2 separate regions of the Mus musculus genome follow, and region 1 is linked to region 2. A link is a loop called in an ENCODE intact Hi-C map of the cell type or tissue named here. Cell type or tissue: left cerebral cortex. All regions are shown on one strand. Each heading gives the region's core, and the rest is flanking DNA. Links, peaks and the distances in the headings are about the cores only.

Evidence for each region. Peaks named below come from ENCODE experiments on the same cell type or tissue, not always from the same donor. Only the 100,000 strongest peaks of a DNase experiment are listed, where the experiment ranks them.
Region 1: it touches region 2 in a loop (2.3-fold over the local background); 4 of 42 quality-filtered maps call a loop at or near these places.

The regions. Positions count from the first base shown.
Region 1 is chr1:134,261,705-134,270,038 of GRCm38, reverse strand. No RefSeq gene overlaps it. Among named protein-coding and RNA genes, the nearest start is that of Gm32221, 11 kb to the left of the region's middle. In left cerebral cortex, for the core only: no CTCF peak of the experiment used is centred there; a DNase peak (open chromatin) is centred at 4,069.
Region 2 is chr1:134,323,400-134,331,733 of GRCm38, reverse strand. Ppfia4 (protein tyrosine phosphatase, receptor type, f polypeptide (PTPRF), interacting protein (liprin), alpha 4) reads left to right here. Exons shown (of 29, transcript NM_001374777.1): 3 at 2,487-2,588; 4 at 2,926-3,090; 5 at 3,367-3,441; 6 at 3,645-3,734; 7 at 4,285-4,476; 8 at 4,772-4,918; 9 at 5,116-5,250; 10 at 7,140-7,223; 11 at 7,524-7,655. Among named protein-coding and RNA genes, the nearest start is that of Ppfia4, 17 kb to the left of the region's middle. In left cerebral cortex, for the core only: no CTCF peak of the experiment used is centred there; no DNase peak of the experiment used is centred there.

The sequences.
Region 1 (8,334 bases), core at 252-8,251, 62 kb after region 2:
CACTCCAACCTCAAGCTCAACTCCAGAGCTTGCCTAGCAAATCTCTTACCTGCTGAGCCACTTCCCAGCCAGATAAATTGACTGATAATGATGTTGCCAGACTTATATATATTCTGATTTCTTGTTGCTTCTTTGAGACAGGGTCTCTCTATTTAACCCTGGCTACCTTGGAACTTTATATGTACACAAGGCTGGTTTTAAACTCACAGAGACATCCATCTGCCTCTGCCTTTAGAGTACTGGGATTAAAAGCACGTTCCGTCATTCCTGTCCTTAGACTTACATTTTTGCTATTGTTAATTCCCCAAAGGGAGTAGGGTAATTTCTTGTCTAGTGTCTGAATATTTTCTAGCCAAGCTTTTGTTTGGATGCTTATGGGTCATGGAGATTTTTCTGCGAAACCCATTTTAAGATATTTTGTTTATTTTTATTGGACTGAATTTTCTGTCACTGTACGGAATATCTACGATAACGGAACTTAAAAAAGGAAAGCATTGTTTTGGCTCCCTGTCCTAGTTCACTTTCTGTAGCTGTGATCAAGCACCATGACCAAAGGCAACACTGGAAGGAAAGTGTTTATTGGCTTACCTATCCCTGTGTTAGCTCAGCACTGAGGGAAGTCAGGCCCTGGACTCAACCTGTAACAGAGACAGCAAACAGCACAGAGGAAGGCTGCTTCCTGGCTTGCTCCTCATGGCTTGCTCAGCCTGCTTTCTTATATCACCTAGGACTACCTGCCCAAGGGTAGTACCACCCATAATAGACTGTGCCCTCTCACATCAATCACCAATCAAGGAAATGCCCCACAGACTTGCCTCCAGGTTATCTCACAGAGGCAATCCTTCCATTAAGGTTCTCTCTCAAGGTGACTCTATTTGTGGGTCTCGGGTTGACAAAAACAACTAACCAACACACTCGGGGTTTCATGGCTTTGCGCTCCATTGTTTGGGTGCTTGTAGCAAGGCAGAATATTATACCATGGTGGACTACCTGCTTTTCTCAGAGCTATGACAAAATTCCTGGCAAAGGAGACTTAGGGAAGGAAGGGTGATTTTGGCTCACAGTTTGAAGGTCTGTCATGGCGGAGGAGGATGAGGTCCCATTACATCTAGTCAGGAAGCAGAGAGAGCTGAATGCCCAGGTCCTTTTCATTTAGGTTGGGACCCAGGTTCACAGGATAATGCTGCCCACATTCATGGCGGGTTTATTGCTTGTACATAGAGGTAAAATATAGGTTTTTAATAATCATTTTATGTGAGTGCTAAATGAGCCTGAAAATTTTAATAGTTCCCATATACATTATTTAGAAAAATTATGTTAACAGTCATGTTATTGGTTAATACCAAGATTTTCCTTTTACATTTTAACTCCGTTTTTTTCCTTTGATTTAAAAATCTTTTTCTAGTTAATTAGTGTGTATATGTGAGTGAGCGTGTCTGTACAGGTGACAGGGACATTTGTGTGCCTCTGCATGATTGGAGGCCAGAAGAGGGCAATCGGTGTCCTTCTCTATCACCCTCTGCCTTTTGCTTTGAGTTAGGGTCTCTCCCTGAGTCCAAGGCTCTCATTGTCTCTGCTAGGCTGAAAGCCAGCTAGTCTGTCTCTGCCCACTTGAAGCTGTAGTTACAGAGGTACTGCTAGCTGAACCTGATTGTACAGCAAGTATTAACTGCTTAGTCTCTCTCTCTCTCTCTCTCTCTCTCTCTCTCTCTCTCTCTCTTTCTCTCTCAAGACAATGTCTCATTATGTAACCCTGGCTGGCCGAGGACTCACTGTGTAGGTCAGGCTGGCCTAAAACTCAACAAAACTCTACCTGCCTCTGCTCCCCAAGTGCTGGAATTAAAGGCACATGCCACATTTCATTACACTGCGTATCCATTTTAATTTTGTATTTTTTTATTGTACCGTTTCTGGCTCTAGTGTAATGTCGCAGCCCCAGTAGCAGACATTCTAACTTATACCTGATCTCAAAGGAGAAATCTCTGTATATTTTACTACCAAGCAAGATATTTGATGTTGCTTTTATAGAGAGACTTTAAAAAATCAAATTAATGGAATTCTTTTCTAGCCTCATTTTACAGTGATTTTACTTTATAAATGAGATTTGGGGGAGGAGAGCTCGAGGGATGGCTCAGCAGTTAGGAGTACACTTTGCTCTTACAAAGGACCTGAGTTTGGTTCCCAGCATCCACATCAGGTGGTTCACATCCACCCGTGAATCCACACAGGGTATCCAAGGCCTCTGACCCTCTGGGCACTGTAGTAATGTTCATGAAAGCACATGTGCACATATAAATAAAAATAATAAAATAGATATTTGAAAAAGTTTACTGTCCGTCATCCAGGGAAGTCAGGGCAAAAACACAAGGCAGAGCCCATGAAAGCATGCTGCTTGCTGGCTTGCTCAGTCTGTTTCTTATACAAACCAGGCCCACCCACAGTGAGCTAAGCATGCCCATGTCTATCACCAATCAAGAAAATGTACCACAGGCTTGCCCACAGGCCAGTCTGGTGGGGACATTTTCTCTTCCCAAATGGTTCTGGCCTGTTCCAAGTTGACATAAAAATTAATCAGCAAAGTCACCTGTTGATAAAGTGATGGCAAAATTTCTACCTACAGTTGTGTTGTCTGTCTGCTCACTGGAGAGGAGGGATACTAAATGCATTTCAGCTGTATTGCTGACACACAAACAGATGTCTTGTTATCTTTCTGTTGAATTTACTTTTTAAATTACTGTTCACCTCTTTATTATGTTTTAAGACTTATTTTGTCTGATATTAGTATTAGTACACAGCTTGCCTCCCTATCCCTCTCTCTTTGACAGGGTCTCACTATGAAGTGCTGACTGGCTTAGATCTTACTGTTTAGATCAGCCTGGTCTTGAACTCACAGAGATACCCCCTACCTTTGCCTCCTAAGAACTTGTACTAAAGGCGTGCACCACTGGGTCTGACCTCCCAACTTTCTTTTGATTAGTGTTTGTGTGGTATAGTTTTCCCATCCTTTTAATTCTTTTCTTTGAACTTATAAAGTATATCACAGCATTTAAAAAGTTGAACTTTGTTTAAGTATTTGATTCATTATTACTCAAAACAATTACAGGTATGGAGTTAAATTATCGTATTAGCATATGTATGTTAACATATGTATTCTATTTCTGATGTATGTACAATATTTTCTTGTTTTCTTTTTAATCAATGTATTTCATTATTCTCTCCTGCATATGGCTTATCAATATTGTATTACTTTATTCTCTTGGTTGTGCTATGCTCACAGCTTTGGCTCACTGTACTTTACCTTCAGCTAATGTCTGTGTCCATTGCTTTGTGTCACTGTGGTAGAATGCCTACTTAAAAATGAAACATTTGTCTTTGATTCATGGCCTTGGAGAGTCTTGGCCCATCTTAGAAAGGAAGGCTGGTGGAGTTCACGGCTCATGCTGGAGGCTCCTCACATCACACAGCATATTCCTACACAACTAGACAGACAGGTTATTCACTGGGGTAGGGACCAGATCCAGGGATCAGGCCCCAGCCTTGACAGGCCTGCCCCGAGAGATGCACTTCCTCCCACTAGCTGGTCCCCAGAGATTCTTATCCCCTTTCTACATTGCCACTTACTGGAGGACAAGCCTCCAAAGCATAGACCTCCTCCCCCAACCTCCCACCCCTCCAGGGAGGGTGTGCATTTCAGATTCTCACCACAGTGGGTTTGATGCTTTTCATCAAGGTGATGAAGATCTCTTGCCACTTTACGCACACCTTCTTATGCCATTATCACATATCTTAGGGCTACATGTACATACATGAATCATGTATCTTAATACATAAAGCCACACAAGATATAATTGTTTTTAGACAGACCTTAGGAAATCTTGGCCTGAGGTAGTGGGAAACTGTCAGGAGCTGGAAGCCTGGCCCAGAGATTCCCCAGCAGCAGCAGAAGCAGGCAGGGACCTTTAAAAGCCAGCACTCTTCGGGAGCTGTGCGGGACAGCTGCTTCTCTCTGCCCCAGGAGCAGTGGCATAAACAGGCTGTGAATGAATGGCTCTGGCACTGCAAGGCTCTGGGAAGAGGAAGGAGGAGGGCTCACTGAGGACCAAACCCACAGGCCCTGTGGCCAGCTCACCATGGTAACAGCTTCCAAGACATGACTTTCTTAGGGGCACTGTTTGTGAGGTGCTCATACTTTATTCCTCTTGGTCTTGGATGTCTTTGCCTGCTCTGCCAGCTTCCAATTAGGTGGCTAGCTTTTATTCTCAAGTATTCATTAAGTGTTGGTCTGTAAGTGATAAACTCTACCTTGCTTGAAGATTTTTAAACTGTATCTTTTAAGGTTATTATTATTATTAATTATTATTTTGCCATTTATTCTCTTCTATGTTTATGGCTACTGGTGGTCAGCATTTTAAAGATTTATCTTAACTTATTTTATTTTATTTTACATGTGTTTGCCTGTTTGCCTGTATGCGTACCATGTGTCTGCGCATGCCCATGGAGGCAGGTACCCTGCAGCTGGGGTTACAAGCAGCTATGAGCCACACCTGGGTCTTCTGCAAGAGCAAGTTGTCTTTACTGAGCCATCTCCCCAGACCTCCATTCTCCAGCCCTGCGTTCTCCAACCCCCGTTATGTTCATGTTGAACACTTTAAAAATGCCATTTTATTTCTGTCACCGGACAGTCACAATATCTGGCTTTCTGTTCTTAAGGATTCCCCTCCATTAGGGTTCTTCCTAGTCCTACTATGCGGTACCTAGGTATTTCTGGGGCAGGGGACTGTCACAGACATTCTTGAGCCTGGGGTTTCATTTTGGAACACTCTAGGTATCTCTAGATCCTGTGTGTATTTCGTCTTCTCTTACACTCTGGTTCCCTGTGTGTGCGCTGGGCTTTTCCCATGTCTCTCACATAGTCTCACTGTGAATTCTGTTTATGATTTTGGTGTCTATGTGTTGCATGTGCACTATGTGTGCATGTGAAAGGGCATGGGGAGGCCTGAGGACAAGTGTGGGCTTTGTCCCTTGGGAGCTTTTTGCGTTCTTTTGTTTTTCAGACACTATTTCTCATTGGCTTGAAGCTTGCTGAGGAGGCTAGGTGGCCAGCTTGTGGGCCCCAGGAACCTGCTTGCCTCCATCTCTAAAGCATAATGACTACAAATGTGTGCCCCCACCCCCCCTTTGGCTTTTTTGAAAACTTTGATTCCCAGGCCTTGAACTCAGGTTCTCACATTTGAGCAGCAGGTTCTTTACCAACTGAGCTATTTCTCCAGGCCCCTTACTACAGAATTTAATCAGCACATTTTCAATTGATTCATATTCTAGTTCGCCAGTCTTCTCTTTTCCTGTGTTTTATCTGCTATTAAATCCTCTAGTAAATTTTGCATCAAGAGGCCATGCCACGTGATCGACCTGTATATCTGTCTGGTTCATAGACAAGGAGCCTGTGAAGGTCCCACAATGATGACATCATGCTAGTGATCCAGCCTCTAGAGCACATCCCCATCTGAGTGATGCCTGTTGGGTGCTTTGTGAAGGTCCCACAGTGATGACGTCATCCTAGCGATACAGCCTCCAAAACGCCTCTCCACCTGAGTGATGCATACTGTGTGCTTTTCTCTGTGACTGCACTTTAACATGATCTCTTTTTGATGTGTAACATGTTAGACATCCTGGACATTTCACTATGAAGTTTTAGGTACTGTGCTTCATTTACATCGCTCCCCCAGGTTAGCAGATGGCATCACCAGTTACCTGCCTTTCTGTTCTGAGAAACTTTGTCATTTACTCTCCATCTCTCGCCTCTGCCCTTTCTCTATCTCTAGTCTTCTAGAGTCCAATTTGATCTTTCTTTCATTATCCTATCTCCTTGCTTCTCTGAGCTGTATTCTGGGTAATTTAGATCTGTCTTCTAGTACAGTGATCAATTTAGCTTTTCCCACTTCATTTTGGAAATATTTTAATGGGGAAGTACAACACCATCCAGAAAAGTATGAGACCATAAATGTTTTTGTTTAATTATCTGTTTACTTTAATTTTGTGTGTATGGGTGTGTACTGCTTGTGTATATGTGTTTGTACTACATGTGTGAAGGAGCCCGTGGAGGCCAGGAGAGGATGCTGGGTCCCCTGGAACTGGAGCTACAGAAGGTTGTGAGTTAGGTTGTCCAGGCTGCTCTTGGTGTTAGGAGCCAAACCAGGGTCTCAGCAAAAGTAAGGGCCTTAACTACTGAGCCACCTCTCCAGGTACCTCCAGCCTGCCTGCCTGCCTTCTGTCAGTCTGTCTGCCTGCCAGTGCATCCATCTGTCTACCTGTCCATCCGTCCTTCCTTCAATTTTTTCCCCAACCAGTTTCTCTATCTAGACCAAACTAGCCTTGAATTCACAGAAATCCATCTTCTTTTGCCTCCCAAAGGCTGGGATCAGAGGTGTGAACCATTACACTAGGCCTTGACAAATAATTATAAAGCAAATACCCAAGTCACTACCTGAGTAATAAAAAAATCACCAGTAGCCCTGAAGACCATGGCAGGTTATACTCCAAGCCAGTTAAATCAGAAAGTCCAAATGGAGTAGTGATCTCTAAGGATCTCCTGATTTCAATGAACCACAAAGACTCAAAATCCTGTGATAGGAGAAAAACAATAGTTAAAAAACAAAACAACAAACAAAAACAAAAACAAAAAAAAAAACCTCTTAACCCCTAATACTTCCTTCACTGGGAGAAACCCTAATGCAGTGATTTTTAACCTTCATAATACTGTGACCCTTTAATACAGTTCCTCATGTTGTGGTGACCCCCCCAACCATAAATTATTTTTGTTGCTACTTCATAACTGCAGTATTGCTATTGTTATGGTTGTGAGTATCTGTGTTTCCCATGGCCTTATGTGACCTCTGTGAAAAGGTCAATCGACCCACGATGGGGTCATGACCCACAGGCTGAGAATCACTGCTCTAGTAATGGTCAGGAGTTCATTTATTTCCTCTTTGACCATAATTCAACCAGGTGTTCCAATTGTCTTTGCTTACATTTTGGCTGTGTTTTGTGTCTGCTTCTTTCATTTAACATTATTTTTTAAAAGGCTAATCCACATTTGCACCCATATTTCATCTTTTTTTCACTACTATGAAGCATTTTGTTGGGTGATTATTATAACTATCATTAAAAAACATTTTTATTGATTCTTTGTAAGTTTTACATCATGCACCCCAATCCTGCTCATCTCCTTGTCACCTCATACCTGCCTTTCACCCTTGCATCCCCCTCCCCAGAATAAAACATACACAAACAACAACAAAGTCTAGAAAAACATCTCCCCATGGATGCTATAGCATGTCAGAGTGTGTCCCACAGTATGCTCCTCTGTCCACACATATTCACTTGCAAATGTTCATTGTATTTGGTCTGGTTCAGCATCTCTGGCTTTTGTGACATCATCAATATTGGATCCTCACCAGGACTCCTGCTGGTTATCCTGTTGTTGCCTTGTGTTATGGAGATCCTGCAACTTTGGAACAACAAGACTGGCCCTTTCACATGTCCCAGCCACTCACAGATTATATAGATTTTGAGGTGGGCCAATTCAGAGCTCTGGATCTGAGCTTGGGTGGTAGCTACGTTGGTCAGCCTACCAGCTCTCCCTTATCTACACTACCAAGGTGAGTTCTCCAGCACTGCCCCTGTTAGGGCACCCAGTGCTGCCTTGGAAAGAGGCAGGGTCAGCTCTCCTACTCTCATGCCCTCAAGGCCAGCTCACCAGCATCTATGCTTCCAGAGCCAGTTCTACTATGCTGCCTCATTAAGGTGTGGGCCCCACTCTTCCAAGTGTTGCAGCCTGTGAGGGGCTGGGCCAACTATCCTGCCTTCACACACTTGGGAGCCAAGAACCAGCCTTGGCTTGGGAGAAAGTCCTGAGGAAGGAGTGAGTAGGAGAGGCAGAAGAAATGGCTCAGAGTCAGTGATGGATACAAGCTGACAGCTCTGTCTTCTGCTCGAGATAGCTCTCCAGATAGCCCTCTAGATAGCTCTTTCTTGCAGACCAAAGCCTAGTCTTTTATTTGCATAAACTATTTCCTTATCAGTTTAATCATTTACACCAGAATTCCTTTTGATTATCCACAAATCACCATTTTATGGCCTTAGCCCTTTGATGTTTAGAAATAGATAGCAAGTACACTTAAAACAAAAACAAAAATAAAAGCAAAAACAAAAACATAGCAAGTCTTATGTGGTTCCGCTGAGCACAGCACTTGTGGTTGCTAAGTCTAGACATAGAAGCTATTTTTATATGAGAAAGTGTGAGAAAAGTAGTTTTCTGTTTCCCAACTCCTTCAC
Region 2 (8,334 bases), core at 71-8,070:
CGCTTAGGGGAATCAGTCAGTGGCATATTGCCCTCCAGGTGGTAAATAGCAGCAGGAGGGCTGTGTCTCCCCCACCCCCCAAGACAGTGTCTGTTCTCTGCTTTATTTCCTCTTTAACACATGGGTTCTGGAAATCTGAGTACCCACTTATACCAGTACCTTTTATACTTATACCAGTAGATATTCTGGGGATGGGGATGCGTGGTTAGAGGCTAGAGACTTGCATAGGAACCCAAGTTATCCTACAGCTTCTCCGAGAAGGTGTGGTCTGCCAGGTCACCAAGTCCAGGGAGGCTGGAGTTTGTCTGTCTATACGTAGAGTACAGAGTCTACTCGGCCAGCTTGCCTTTTCCACCTCTTCCTAGGAGAGAAATGGGTTTGCGTGCTCTGCAGGACCACCCTGAGCCAGTGGGGGAGAAGCAGCCCAGAGGAGTCAAATAATTCAAGCCTCGGCTGCAGGTCCCTTCTCCAAATCTAGGGAGAGCCAGGGCTGAGCCTGGAGTGGTGAGCTTCAGTCCAGTGGCCTAGAGTCTTGTGGTAGTTTATGTCTTAAGAATATGGACCCTGGGGCTGGTGAGATGGCTCAGTGGGTAAGAGGACTCGACTGCTCTTCTGAAGGTCCGGAGTTCAAATCCCAGCAACCACATGGTGGCTCACAACCATCCGTAACGAGATCTGACTCCCTCTTCTGGAGTGTCTGAAGTCAGCTACAGTGTACTTACATATAATAAATAAATAAATAAATAAATAAATAAATAAATAAATCTTGAAAAAAAAAAAAGAATATGGACCCTGGTGGAGAGGAGGTGTGGCCAGGTGGACCCTGGCTACCTTGTCCATCACAAGCCCTGGGTAATATATGCAAGATTACATAGCTAACTGGGGAGAGCTGAGATTTGACTTCTGGTCTTCCCAACAGTTTATAGTCAAAGCTTCATTGGGGGGAGGCAGTGACTGGCAAGGGTCGGATGCTCTTCAGGGAGGAATACTTCCTTCCATTCCAGAGTCTGGAAAGCCCCTGAGGAGGCCGAACCCTTTGGAGGTGGCCTTTGGAAGTGGAATGTGAGCTCCTCAGAGGGTGACAGAGGCTGTGTAAGGGGAGATGTCTTGCCCTGTGAAGGCGTGCTCCATAGATGGTTAATTGATGTTTGGAAACAGTAAGCCACCAAGGTGATCAAGGTCTTGGGGTACTCAGAAAAAAGCCACCAGAGAAAAGTCTGAAAACTAGTCCTTAACTTTATGGACAGGCTTGCCCGTTGGGGGATTCTCCTGGCAGCAGGCTATCACATGAGTTAGAGCTGGAGAGGGAGGGCACAGCATGCAGGGTAGGGAGACAGGGCAGCTGCCCAGCGTGGGGCCAAAGGAGAGGAGAGTGTTAGAGACCATTAGGGGTAGATAGTATTGTGAGATGTGGGCACCCCTTCAAGTCCTCTCTCTAGGGGTGTGTGTGTCCCCGTATAGGTATATGTGTGCAAGCTGGGGGTTAAAGCAGTGTCAGGCTCAGGCCTCAGCTTCCAGATAATGAAATATTGAACTCTCCTTCACTTTGGCTGTAGACCTAGATAGAAAGGGAGTAATCAGGACTAGGGTGACAAGTCCTCGTTTTCTCCCCGTCTGGCTCTCTGGTCCCTTGCCACTCCCCACAACTCCTCCATCCCCTTTGCCTGGTCTGCAGCTACAGTGCTGCCTGTGGTTATGAGTTCTTGGTATTTACAGGGGGCCACAGAGGAGGGGCGAGGCCCCAGCCTCTGCAGTCTGTGTAGACTTCATGGCCACAGGATGCAGCCACTCATCCATCTGAGAATGGTTCTGGGGACCGTGTGGTGTCATCAGGCTGGTGGGATGTGGTGGGCCTGGAACTTCAAGGAGAGCACTCTTCCCTTGTAGTTTGTTTAATAGTAGAGCGGGGCTTGGAAAGACCTCTACATGGCAGTGTGGGGGAGTTTCCCCTCGGAAGGGACAGTCGGTATATGCCATCAAGTGCTGAGCTGTAGACTTGGCTTGATTGAATAGGGTTCCCAGAAGCCAGGGCGGGCACCACAGGGCTGTGTCCTTCCACTCTCATGTAGGTGGGTCTTTCAACCTATTTGTTGTATTAGCTATCTGCAGCTTGCAAAGCCCGTGTGTGTGTGTGTGTGTGTGTGTGTGTGTGTGTGTGTGTGTGTGTGGTGATGGCACACATGAGCTTTATTGCATCCTTCTAGAGGGTGAGTGTAGTCTGGTCACTGGTGACTGGAGAGGCAGGCCTTTCAGGGCAGACTTACCCGTTTCTGTAAGCAGTCCTGTTTCTTGGAATCCTAATATGTTCTTCACCTCCAGTAGTTCCCGATAGCTGTAGGCTTCCTGCACTGCCAGGGGGCCAGGCTGGGATGTGAGGGAGGTGGGCCGATAAGAGGGTGAATAAGAGAAGCCTCCCATGGATTTGGGTATGCAGGGCACCGGTTGGAGGTGAATCCTAAGCACTGAGGGTTTCTGGGGGCTTTCAGGAATTTGCCACTTTAACTCGGGAGCTAAGCATGTGTCGGGAGCAGCTTCTGGAGCGGGAGGAAGAGATATCTGAGCTGAAAGCAGAGCGGAATAACACAAGGGTAAGTAAGGGGTGGTCTTGTGCGTGTGCGCATGCGCACCCTGCCACAGGAGCAGGCAGCAGCTTGGCTGAGCAGGTTCTGCCTCCCATCCTGGGGTTACGGGCAGACAAGGACACCTAGTCCCCAGCACTGGGTTCTTGCTTGTGGTTCCTGGGTCACAGCGGGGTTGGTTGAAGTTCTGGGGGAGAGGCCAGGGTAGCCACGCTGGGGTGGGCTGTTTAATGGAGGAGCAGCTGTTTATGGACATCGTGCTTGGTGATCCTGTGGGCCCTGCTTTGTAGCCCTTGGGGCGCATGCCCATGGCCCTCTCCCCCCCGCCCCCCATGCTCTCTCCCAGCTGCTTCTGGAACATCTGGAATGCCTCGTGTCCCGCCATGAGCGGTCATTGCGGATGACAGTGGTAAAACGGCAGGCCCAATCACCTTCAGGTGTCTCCAGTGAGGTGGAGGTGCTGAAGGCCCTCAAGTCACTATTTGAGCACCACAAGGCCCTGGATGAGAAGGTACCCACCTGCCTCACCCTTTCCCATCCAGGCCTCCCTGAGTCTCCTGTCCTCTTTCCTGGGTTTATCTACACCTGCTGTTAGGGAACTTGTCTTCCAGCTGTAGGACCCCTCCTGCCATTGGTCTGGTTGCCAATCCTAGTAGGTTCCCTGCTGGGCTGTTGCATCTCCACAGGCCCTTCACATTCTCCCATGTGGCAGACCAAGCCTGTGCTGCCCCAGCCCCGAGTTCTGTAGGATGGCTTTCTTCCCCACATCTCTCCTTATCCTGGGCAGGTGCGAGAGCGGCTCCGGGCAGCTCTAGAGCGCGTTACTACCTTGGAGGAGCAGTTGGCAGGAGCTCACCAGCAGGTAAGCTGCACTGTCCCTCTGAGAAAGCCAGCCAGTAACTCTTGATCACACTGTGTTCTTTATTAGATATCCGCCTGCTGTGGCTGGGGACAGGTAGCTGAAGGGTGTTTTTCTAGGAGGACTCTTCTGTGACTCATGGTTTTTATTTATTTTGTGTGTGTGTGTGTGTGTGTGTGTGTGTGTCTTGGGGCTGTGTCTTACAGGTATCTGCCCTGCAGCAGGGTGCAGGAATTCGGGATGGAGTAGCAGAAGAGGAAGGGACTGTGGATCTGGGACCAAAACGCCTGTGGAAAGTGGGTAATGGGGAACTGTTTGTCAGGAGCCTGCAACCCACAGGACAGGAATGGGAGGTCCCGCCTGCCTGGGCTCAGCTGGCTATGGCTTTAATTAAGCTTGGGGCGTTCTATCCTCTTCCCACTCCTCTTTCCCCTCCTCGCTCCTTGGCAAGGGAATCTGTAGGTTTCCAGTTTTGTGCTACTGCACATGATAGGCCTGTGCACACATCTTCCTGTGGGCAAGCATCTGACAAGCTTCCTCTGGTCTCCGAGCCTTTCTGACCCTTATCTGCCCCTTCCTGGGATACAAGAGGTGGAGCTAGAAGGAAAAACTAGAAACATGGTTTTTGTTTGTTTGTTTGTTTTTAAAGATATACGACACACAGGAGACCATGGGTATTTGGCCATTATCAGGAGTGAGCTACTAGGCTCAGTGATCCTAAGCTCTAATGTGGGGTAGAGCTATGAGCTGTGGGCATGGGTTCCTTCCTCCCAGCCTCCCTGGGATGGAGCAGGGTGGGGTACGGGCATCTCTGGCTCCTTGGGTGATGGTTCGCTGTCCCTGGAGGATGACACTGGCCGCGTGGAAGAGCTGCAAGGACTCTTGGAGAAGCAAAACTATGAGTTGAGCCAGGCCCGTGAGCGGCTGGTCACCCTGAGTGCCACCGTGACTGAGCTGGAGGAGGACCTGGGCACGGCCCGCCGAGACCTCATCAAGTCAGAGGAGCTGAGCAGCAAGCATCAGCGGGACCTCCGAGAGGTAGGCGAGGGAGGCCCAGGCCTGCTCTAGGCAACTGTGTCTTGCTGGCTACAGGCATTGGCCCTTGGGAGGATATGAACAGGTGTCCAGCCAGGGAGGGTAAGACTCAACCCTTGGCAGGGTCCACTGTGACGGGGGAGATGGGAGGGTTGGGTCAAGGCCAGACACTGATAAGGGGAGCACAGAGCACAGGCCTTTCTGGGCATGCGCAGTCAGGTGTTAGTGGGAGGGGCAGCCATGAGAAGGGCAGGGAAAGGCTGGTGACCTTTCCTCTCCGACTCTCTGCTCCGCCCAGGCTCTGGCTCAGAAGGAGGACATGGAAGAGAGAATCACCACACTGGAGAAGCGCTACTTGGCTGCTCAGCGAGAAGCCACATCCATCCATGACCTCAATGACAAACTGGAGAATGAGCTGGCCAACAAGGAATCCCTGCACCGCCAGGTAACGCGGCTAGATGGAGCGGGGTGACATTGTACCTGACTCTAGGGGTCTCGATGATCACGTGGAAACTATTCTTTGGTGGCCATAGGAAAGAGCCAAGACTCTTCTGGCCTGTCACCTGCTTGCTCCCTGCTGTGGCTGGGATGGAGATGGGGACCGCGCGCCATCTTGACTTGTTCTCCTCTTTGTACTGCTAGTGTGAGGAGAAAGCCCGGCATCTGCAGGAGCTGCTAGAAGTAGCAGAGCAGAAGTTGCAGCAGACCATGCGCAAGGCAGAGACTCTGCCCGAGGTGGAGGCTGAGCTGTCTCAGAGAATCGCAGCCCTCACCAAGGCAAGTGGGCCGGGGGCCTGAGATCTTCTATCACCTCCTGTGTCCTAGGCTCTTTTGGTGCCAGGGAGGCACAGCAGGCTGGGGGCCAGGGAGTTGCTCCCCACAGTGAGACACCATTCAGCACAGTGCCTTGAGTCCTCCAGTCTCTCAGTTGAGAAGGTAATGCTGGCCTTCACTACTTTTTGTTTTGTTTTGTTTTGGTTTTTTGAGACAGGGTTTCTCTGTGTAGCCATCTCTCTGTCCTGGAACTCACTCTGTAGACCAGGCTGGCCTTGAACTCAGAGATCCACCTGCCTTTGCTTCCTGAGTTCTAGGATTAAAGGCGTGCGCCACCACTCCAGGCTTAAGGCAGAGTCCTTTAAGGAGAAGCCTCTACAGGGACACAGGATACTTTTATTATCATCTGGGCCATTCCAGCTGATACTTCTTTTTGTTTGAGGCTGTGGGATTCGGGGGACTGTACCATCAAGGCAGGAGCAGGGAGAGTTTTAGTCTGAGCATATCTTTCTTTACCCAACTGAAGCATTCTAGCCCTGGAGAGCATCCCTGGTTGCTTGAAGGCTGCAGCTTTAGAATGAAGTAAAGATGTATATAAATTTACCTAACGGAGAGGTAACTGCAGTAATAATTCCTGAGCAGCGTGCAGGCCAGACACCAGTAGACTCAGCGGCCAAAGCAGATATGGCCCTGGTCTTCAGAGGCACAGTTGGGCTGTGAGTTCAGTCTTTGGAGGACCCATCTGTCACACTGGAAGTCTGTAAGCATCAGGCTCTGGGTCAAGTGCTCATGTGACAGTGGTTGCTTTTTCTTGTGTCCGGCCAGCAGACCACAACCTGGGTTCTAGCCTGGAAAGGCATTTTGGAAACCTGGAAGAGAAGAGGGGCTAGGTGGCGAGAGAAAAGAATGTAGCCAAGACAGTTACTCTAATCAAGGCTCAAATTTTATTGTTGCGACACTAGTTATGAAGGAAGGGGGAGGGGACCCGATTCCCGCCGAATAATCTCTGGTCCAGTAGAAAGGTGCACGTGTGTGGCTCCACAGGTTCCAGCAGTGGGCGTGGCAGAACGAATGAGCAGGAAGCTCCACCCCTGAGCAAGCAGGTTTCAGGCTGGGGGAGGGGAGACTACAGCTTTTACCTGAGGGTTTAGGGAGAGCTCTGGTGATCACAAGTCACACCTCTACACAGTCTCCCATCACAACGACAGAATTCATCTCTGGTTAATCCTAGGTGCGTGCACTTCCTCCTCTCTCAGAGTCTATTGGTCAGGTCACAGAGCCTCTCCCTAACTGCACCTCAGTTTCCTTACTTCTATGATGGTGGAGTTGCCGGGGTAGCCACTATTGTCCTGGCAGACCTGGAATGAGGCCCGAGACTTAAGTTCCAGTAGAGGATGTTGTGGGGGGATGCTGAGCAAAATCTGTCTCGAAGGGATGGGCTCAAGTGATTGGTGTGTTCAAGTGAGTCATAGCAGGAGGATGTAAAGAAAGGGTTTCCTGACTGTAAGGGATGTAATGTTCTGGGTACAGATACAACAGGGTCCCCATGACTGGATAATGGCCAGGAATGGCTAGCTGGTTTAGTAGTGGTTTAGGTAATAGCCACCAGGAGGCTAGCATTCTGGCATGCTTACCGCACTTGGACATTTACTGTGGATTATTCCCTTTAGTTCTTGTGGGTCCAGTGGGCATACACTTTAAGGTTAGCCCTGGGCAAGAAGGAGAGGGGAAAAGGGAGTAACAGTTCTGCTCCAAGATGATGGGAGAGAGCTGGGTTTCTGATCCCGAGACCCCCGATCCCCAAGACCACCTTGACACCAGAGTTTGTGGCATATGGGGCCTGAGCATAGGGAACAAAGATCTCCAAGGTGGCTGACTGTCCCTGCACCTAGGCTGAGGAACGTCATGGCAACATTGAGGAACATCTGCGGCAGCTGGAAGGGCAGCTGGAAGAGAAGAACCAGGAGCTGGCAAGGGTGAGGGCACCAGTTAGCCATCTTGGCCTCTTCTCCACCCCCTCAGGGCAGGCTTACAGGGTGGTCCGTGGAGGGGGGAGGTGTACAGAGGAAAGGCTAGGCCAGGGACAAAGCTCGCATGGGGTCAGGAGGAGGCTCGCAGACAGGGAGGAGTGGATTGAAAGAGCTGGAGAGAATTGTCCTAGAGGACAGATGAGTGGACAAGTGAGTTGGCACAGAACCCCGGTAGAAATGGATGGTTTTGGAAGAGGGTGGTGACAAGCCTTGTGGAGACTAAGTACAAGATGGTGGGATGTGCAGGTGCGCCAGCGGGAGAAGATGAATGAAGACCACAACAAGCGGCTGTCAGACACCGTGGACCGGTTGCTTAGTGAGTCCAACGAACGCCTGCAGCTCCACCTCAAGGAGCGAATGGCTGCCCTGGAGGAGAAGGTGAGGAAGCTGGGGTGAGCACAGTGGGCAGGGTGGGCATGGGTGGAGCCCAGTGGACTGGAGGAGTGGGATTGTGAGGAGTTAGTGTGTGGTGGTGGGGGGAAGGGCATATAAAAATAAGCATATTGGTAAAGCCACCTGAGCCACAACGAGGGAAGGGAGGAGCATCCCTGGCCAGGGAGGACCATGCTGGCCTGGAGAGGTAGGGCTGGAAGAAGAAGACACCTGAGATCGGGGTCACTCCAAGATCAGAGTCAGGACCCCTGGCTCACAGCTGCTCTCCCTCAGAAAATGCTGATCCAGGAGTTGGAGAACTCCTGGGTCATAGAGAGTTCATAGAAGAGCTACAGGTACCCAGCTGCTGGCTAGCCCTGCTCATGTGGGAGGCCTCAGGCACAGTGCCTGGTGTTCACGAAGCTGCTCTGCTAGCCTCTCTTAGGTCACGCGCACACTATGCCATCGCCCGCCTGACACAATAGCTATAGACTGTATATATGCTGTATCCATACAGAGGCCAGAGGAGCAGAGGCCACGGACATAGGCCATAGGGTTAGCTCAGACTCTGGGCCCACTGAAGGATCTGGTGGGAGCTTCTAACTTGTGTGAGGAAAGAGTCCTACCTGCTGGAGATAGCAGCCGTGTCTTTAGCGGTGTGTGCCGCAAAGACCTGGTCCTCTCT